Regions from separate parts of the Homo sapiens genome. Here all the other regions are linked to region 1. The links are chromatin loops, found by intact Hi-C in ENCODE. Cell type or tissue: OCI-LY7. All regions are shown on one strand.

Region 1 (2,500 bases):
ATTGGGAAAGTGATAAGTATCCATGAAATCTTCACAATTTATGTTCAGAGATTGCAGTAAAGACAGGCATAAGAAATTATAAAAGTATTAATTTGGGGAACTAATAAATGTCCACGAAATCTTCACAATTTGTGTTCTTCTGCCATGGCTTCAGCTGGTCCCTCCGTTCAGGGTCCCTGACTTCCCGCAACAATTTGGAGCTATTAAAATTTAAGATTGGGGCTTTTACTTAAAAAGGCAAGGGAGAATCATGGATCTAGAGCTGAGTTCTGAAAGATGAATAGGAGTTAACTAGATGCAGTGGGAAGAGAGGAAGGCCTAGGCTGCAGAAGTAGCATATGCAAAGATCCTGCAGTAGGAAGAAAGGGCTGTGAAGAAAGCCACAGTGATTAGAGCTGAGTGCACAGGGGCAAGGCAGAGTACAGACTAGAAAAATAGAGGCCTGATCATGTGGAGACTTGCAGTACATGTTAGAATTTGGCATTTATCCTAAGGGAGGGGGGTTGTGACAGAAACATTTTAAGTAAGAGTGGCACCATAATCAGATTGCATTTTGAAACTACAGCCCTGACCATGCTATGGAGAGCAGGTTAGAAGTAGGAGAAGTGGAAGGTGGTGGAGAAATCAGGAAGTTGTCAACCAGGTGAAAGAGTTGTTGCTTAAACCAGGTGGTGTCAGTGATGGGAGATGGGCAGATTCAAAACTTATTTAAGGGGAGAAATCAACAAGACTTTGGGATTGGCTAGATATGGGACATGAGAAATGGCAATGCCATGAAGAGACTGTATTTTTCTGGCTTGGAAACTGGATAGTTTGCCATCTTTGAAAAAGGAAGACTAGGAACAGTTTGTTTATTTGTTTAATTGTTTATTTGTTTTAGGGTTTGATTGATGACGGGAAAGCACATGAATTTTGAGTTGAGGTACTTTTGAATCCCCAGAGATTTTTGGCAATGGAATTTTAGCTTTGACCCTTCAACTCAGTTCCTGCCAATACTCTACCCCAATTTTTCAATTTCTGCCTCAATTATTTTCCACTGGGAAAACTGAGTCTTCACGGACTCTGACCAATTGCTGCTGTCCAGAGTCATTTGCTGGAAATGACCTTTGGCCCCTAAGATTTGACCTTTCCCACCTTTCCACGGATCCCAGAAGGAGTCCAGCTGCCCAGATAGACTTCAGGTGGCTCAGATGCTTTAGGCTTGTGACCTTGACTCAGACAACAATGTGTGGCCCTCCTGATACATGAGGCCCATACTGCTGCTCTGTCCTTGTTTGAGCTCTTGCTAGTTTGGCTTCAACACCACTTGCTCCCATTCCCTCGTCCCTCCACCTTGACTTCTGCCTCTCCTCCATCTCGTAACCACTAATTCCCAGCATATCTTGTGACTGGCTTCACATTATTTGTGACACGTGAAGATTAATAATTTCTTCATTCTTCTGGCTTTTTCTTTTGTCCTTCCTCAGAAGCATTTTATTAGATGCTTAAGTGAAGCTGCAAACCTGCAATTTATACACCAGATGGCACCAAAACATTATATTTTAAATATTAGTTCGAATTTTGAGGGGGAGAAATCCAAACCTTCCACTATTCTGAGACTAGCACAGCCTCCGGTGCAAGTTCAACAAATGAAAATTCATACACCAACTTCCCAGAATCTGTGGTGGTGTTGCTTTTTATTGGCAGAGAGAGAGAGGGAAGGAGAGAGAGAGAGAGAGAGAGAGAGAGAGAGAGAGAGAGAGAGAAACCTTTCCTGGGAAAAGGTCTTTATTTTTTCCTCTTTAGAATCGTGCTAAAGAGCTAAATGAGGGACACGAATATTCCCAGGGACTCAGTCATTTTCACTCAGTCATGTTTGCTTCACTGTTCTTTTCTCAGTGTTAAGGTTCTGTTACTGAACTTCATTTTGGCAAGAATAACAATACCATTGCTGTCTTTTATCAAAATGATAATTAATATAAGTAAAAATGAATCTATGAATTCAGTATCCTAGCTAAACAGAGAAGTAAAATTAACCATTCTTTCCCAATTTTAAAATGTAATTGTATTTTTCTTCCATTTTAAAATCTAATTATTATTGATATAGCAAAAATAACATAGATGAACATTTAAGTTATTAAAACAAATGTATCTTCTTTGTATTATGTTTTAAGTGTAGAATAGACAGTTTTTGTTCAATCAACATAATTAATAGCTGATGGTCCTGATGATACAGTTTAAGAATCTTTGAGGGTTTTTAAAATTTTAGCAAAATTGTAATGGCTTAAAAAATACCACCCACCTTATAAATTAACACTCTTTACTGGATGATTATGTATCCATTTGGCAAAATGTAATCAAAATGTTATGTGAGGTAAATTCTATAAGGAGTTGTTCTTTCAATTTGGAGATCTGATTAATGACTTATCGAGGGTAACAGAATGTGGATAAAGGGACAGTAGATATTAACTATTATTATTATTTTCTTTGGAGGGAGAAAAAACAATTTCTGAATAAATGT
Region 2 (2,500 bases), 640 kb after region 1:
TCCTCTTCCTTTTTCTCTTCCTCCTCCTCCTCTTTCCCTTCCTACTCTTCTTCTCATTCTCCTCCTCCTCCTATTCCTCCTTCTCCTCCTCCTCCTCTTCCTCCTTCTCCTCCTCCTTCTCCTCTTCCTCCTCCTCCTCTTCCTCCTCCTTCTCCTCCTTCTGTTCTTCTTTCTACTCTCCTTCTCCTCCTTCTCCTCCTCCTGCTCTTCCTCCTCCTTCTCCTCCTTCTGTTCTTCTTTCTACTCTCCTTCTCCTCCTTCTCCTCTTCCTCCTCCTCCTCCTTCTCCTTCTTCTTCTTCTTTCTTCCTCTTCTTCTTCTTTTGAAGTCTGTGTACTGGTGTCTTGAAGAACCATCACCTTTGGAAAAGGTAGATTTTGTCAGCAAACTGGACCTGAGAAATCTTTTATTGCAAGGGAGGCTTCTGGATTAATTGTTCTCTTCTGTTGACATCCATAGCTATTGGCACTTGCAAAGATCTTATTTGATGGTTTCTATTCCTTGGGTGACCAAAAGCACTATATCAAAATGCAAATAAGGGAGAATTTTCAATGTTTAATATTAAACCAGCCCTCCTACCTACAGGAAACTGCCATTTCTGCAAATGGTGTGGAATGTTTTGTTATATGACAAGGAGTGGAAGAGCTAAATATGCCCTGCACTTGAACCGCACTCTGTTCATCTAAGAATTCTGTGTATGTTGTATTACATTGGAACTATCTGGATTACAGCACAGACTAATAGTCAACCAGCCAAAATAAAATCAGCCAAAGATTCATTGCTGTCGTTAAAAACCTCACTTTAGAAAGGAAGGACCTAAGTAGATACTTTAGTAATCAAATCTGAGGAAGTTCAATTTTACTTGGTTGTGAGAAACATGGAGCATGCAAATACCTAAAATTAAGCAATACTAAAGAAAAAAATAAATTTACTTATCAAAAATGATTAAAGTGTAGAAGTGAATCTGCTATCACAGTAATTTAATAAACTGAAGCATGAGTTATTTTGGATTGAATTTGTTACATAGCTCATGCATGAAATGATCTGTTGCTTGTTCTTGTGACTATGAAACAGCAAAGGGAAAAAATGTATTCTGTCCGAGGCATTGTAAAAATATTGAAAGCTTTGAGCCTTTTGTAGAGGCATATGACTACAACTTGTCATTTATACTTTACAGGCCAATAATTTTTACGCCGAAATCGCAGATGCTTAGCTTTCAGAATTATCTCTTAATATATAGTGGGTTCAGAAACTCAACTCTGGCGCCATGAGACTGTCACTCATGTGATTACACTGCCACCATGTGGTTTCAAAGATCCTTTCCAATTAAAAAAATCAAAGATATGGCCTCTTACGAAAAAGAAAATGATGATTCAAGTATTTTCTCTATTTTTCTTGGTCGTTTGTTCTGTTACAATATTATACATAGTGTATGGATTCTCATGGGAGGTATGACTGGGGCAGAAATGTAAGAGGTGGTAGTATAGGCTAATAATTATTTGTAGTTCTTCATGAATTCAGCTTCTGCCAAGTGAATACCATCAAGAGCTTTGCTAGCAGGTGCTACCTTCATTGACCTTTTCTGAATAAATATAGCATTTACAGTGTCCAGAAGAATCTAAAAAATTCCTTACAGATGTCAATAGGCAAGTGTTTCTCAAACTCGGTTCCTAGACTGGCAGCATGAACATTCTTGAGAAACGTATTAGAAATGCCAGTTATTCAGCTCCACCCCATGCACTGAATAAGAAATTCTGGAAATGGGGCCCAGTAATCTGTTTTAAAAAGCCCTCCCAGGTGATTCTGATGCTTGTTAAAATTTGAGAACGATTGTTAAAGACAATCACATCTCTCTTAGGATAGATTAACACACATTTCCCTAGATAGTGTTAAATTTAGCCACCTGCTTCGGGCCCCTAAAAAAAAAAAATCCACAGAGAAGTGAAAGACAAAGGTCCCAGGGCTTCCTATCAGTTTCGTTGACCAGCACCCTGAAGCCCTCCCTGGGAAGGAAGAAGCAGGTCATCTGGGGGGGTTCCTGTTCCCATCAACTGCCCTATCAGCATTCTTTCTTCCCTATTTAACTGCACCTGAAAGAGTTGCTACAGCCAATTCGGAATAAATCTTTCAACCTTTTGGGATTATTGGAACACAGTCAATTATGAATGGATGTTATATATAAGACTACTTTTCGGACATTAAAAATATAGTTTTTATATATAAGCTAAATATAAGCTAAAAATATAGTTTTTATATATACGCTAAATATAAGCTACAAATTGGAAAGCCTCCCAGGCTTTAAGAATGTTAAAGAATGGTGGGATGGTATGAATTGGAGACTCCATGCCCTGTCATTACAGCCAGACACTAAACTGCTTCCCAACTCAGTTTTCTGTAGTCATGCACAAAGGTTGGCCTCATGCTACTAGGACTTCTGATATTTATAATATGAAAAGTCAGAAAGAATAAATTTTATGTAAAATGTCAAAATTTTAAAGTAT
Region 3 (2,500 bases), 480 kb after region 1:
TAGGAAGACATAGGAAACATAAAACAGCAAGCTCCCTACAGCTGGAAGTATTTAATCAGAGTCTGAATAGCCATTTGTTAAAAATGTTGATGAAGCGACTCCTATAGTGTATCGTTTGGAGTAGTTTATCTTCTAAGGTCCTTTCAAAGCCTGCAACTGGATAAATCAGTGAGATTTCTAGTGTTATTAATAAAATTTCTTACTAGGAGAAAAAAACAAATGGCATTAGAAGTGACACAATTTATCTTCACAAACATGTAAAGCAAATTCAAGCTTTTGTAATATAAATAAAGAGCGAATTTCAGGCATCCTTTTTATTTTGTTATTAAACCTTAGCCTGTATTTGAGGCATTAAGTAAATGAAAAACTACTTAGTTTCTTAATTATTTGGGAACTTTTAATATACAGTTACCTTAAATCTTACAGTTTAGATCTTTTCCTAAGTGTGGTCCTTAGAATACAGTATCAGAATCACCTGGAGAGCTTGCTAAAATGCAGATCCCAGTACATTGAAACTGCTGGATCAGAAAATGTGGAGTTTAAGTCTGAAGAATCTTCATTTTAAACTAATTTCCCAAGTTATTCTTATGCACCCAAGTTTAAGTACTACTTATTATGCTCTTGAAACTCAAAGTGTGATCCATGACCAGCAACATGAACATCGCCTGGAGTTTGTTAGAAATGCAGACTCTTAGGCCCTACCCCATACCTATAGAATCAGAATAATCATTTTAACAAGACTCCTAGGTAGTTTGGGTACATTTTAAGGTCTAGGAAGCCCTAATTAGACAATATCCAAAGAGTGACAAAATGAAGTCAAAACTTCACTGTTTCGTCAAGTATATAACCAGTGGTTTACTTTCACTCAACAAATATTCATTGAAAATAAACACCGTAGGCCGGGCGCAGTGGCTCATGCCTGTAATCCCACCACTTTGGGAGGCCGAGGTGGGCGGATCACGAGGTCAGTAGATCAAGACCATCCTGACTAACACGGTGAAACCCCGTCTCTACTAAAAATACAAAAAAATTAGCCGGGTGTGGTGGCAGGTGCCTGTAGTCCCAGCTACTCAGGAGGCCGAGGCAGGAGAATGGCGTGAACCTGGGAGGTGGAGCTTGCAGTGAGCCGAGATCGCGCCACTGCACTCCAGCCTGGGTGACGGAGCTAAAGAAACACTGTAACAGCTAATATTTGAGAATAAATGAAAGACAAATTCTATTCTCATGAAATCAATAATCACAACATCATTTGATAAATAAGGGATGTTTAAATATTTTAATTCTCTAAAATAATTTTACAAAGAATCAACAATTGGCATTTTTCACTGATGTAAGAATAAAACAGATTATGTCTACTAGAAGAAAATGATGTGAATTTTTAATTGAGTCCCACTTTTATAATTTTATATATTTTAATTGGTATACAACTAATTTTGTTGATGTTCTCAGTCACTAAATTCTATGTATTTGGTAATGTGATAGAGTGAAGATCTGGGGGCAACACTACAAAGGTATTATCTAAGTGGAAGGGAAAGTGCCACTTTTAGAATGGCTGTATAAGCTCCAATCAGAATGAAACTCTCACAAATAACAATAAACTCAATATTTACATAGTTGTTTATTTTGTTTTAAATTACCTGACAGCACAAAAATAGAGAGATTGTAGAAGGAAATCAAGTTGGAAGAAGAGGGTACAGTGATTTTCCCATTTTTAAGTGTTTTAGCCTGCAGGCAGGCTCGTATCTGCACCTTGTGGGCAGCTATGATAGTGACACAAAACTTAGCAGAGGGTTTTCCTCAAGTATTAACAGAGTACTGATCAACACATGCATGTGAGGAAGTCACACAAGGCTGGAGAAAGGAGCACTCAAAAATATTAGAGAGAACAAACAGTTGCCAATAATGCTCACATAAGGATAGGAATCGTCCCTCTTCTCATCAACCAGACAAGAAAACCTTAAAACGCACAAAACACTAGAATGAATAGTCAATGGCTTTCCTTGGTATTATTAGCCTTTGACTGAAAACTATTCATGTCTTATATAGCAAGTCTTAAAAGCAAGATGCAAAATGATCAAACTGTTTCCAAGAAACAACTACATTTGTGAGCAACGCTCAATAATATTTAGAGGAATACAGAGCTGTCCAGCGTTTAACAAGTAAAATTCAGTGTCTGGAATCCAATGAAAAATTAGTAGCATGCAAGAAAGCATGGATGTATGACTCATCGTGAAGAGAAAAATCAATAAAAACTGAGGTCACTGATGTGTTTTTGAATCTAAGAGTGGGGGGAAAGTAATAAGATTTCTTTAAAACAAGCAAGTAGAAATTATTGCTATCTTTTCTTAAACAAACAAAAAAAAGAAAACATAGTTGTTTCATATCTCCTACACTTTCCTGGAAATTCTATCCTCTTACCTGTGAAAGAAACAAGAAATCTTACAGGATAGGAAGGTAATTTGAGGAGTATGTCAGATTTCCCTAAATAATATGTCTTTAG

Evidence for each region. Hi-C counts contacts between places; a loop is a spot of excess contacts. Peaks named below come from ENCODE experiments on the same cell type or tissue, not always from the same donor. Only the 100,000 strongest peaks of a DNase experiment are listed, where the experiment ranks them.
Region 2: it touches region 1 in a loop (21-fold over the local background); 89 of 110 quality-filtered maps call a loop at or near these places.
Region 3: a loop joins it to region 1, with 2.5 times the contacts of the local background. A loop is called at or near these places in 2 of 110 quality-filtered maps.

Annotation. Positions count from the first base shown.
Region 1 is chr3:168,209,990-168,212,489 of GRCh38, forward strand. No RefSeq gene overlaps it. Among named protein-coding and RNA genes, the nearest start is that of GOLIM4, 120 kb to the left of the region's middle. In OCI-LY7, CTCF peaks have their summits at 1,522 (motif pointing right) and 1,721; a DNase peak (open chromatin) is centred at 1,522; H3K4me3 peaks cover 402 bases; H3K27ac peaks cover 477 bases.
Region 2 is chr3:168,846,186-168,848,685 of GRCh38, forward strand. No RefSeq gene overlaps it. Among named protein-coding and RNA genes, the nearest start is that of LINC02082, 55 kb to the right of the region's middle. In OCI-LY7, CTCF peaks have their summits at 1,300 (motif pointing left) and 1,506; a DNase peak (open chromatin) is centred at 1,276.
Region 3 is chr3:168,694,030-168,696,529 of GRCh38, forward strand. It overlaps the pseudogene EGFEM1P. Among named protein-coding and RNA genes, the nearest start is that of MIR551B, 140 kb to the left of the region's middle. In OCI-LY7, no CTCF peak of the experiment used is centred here; no DNase peak of the experiment used is centred here.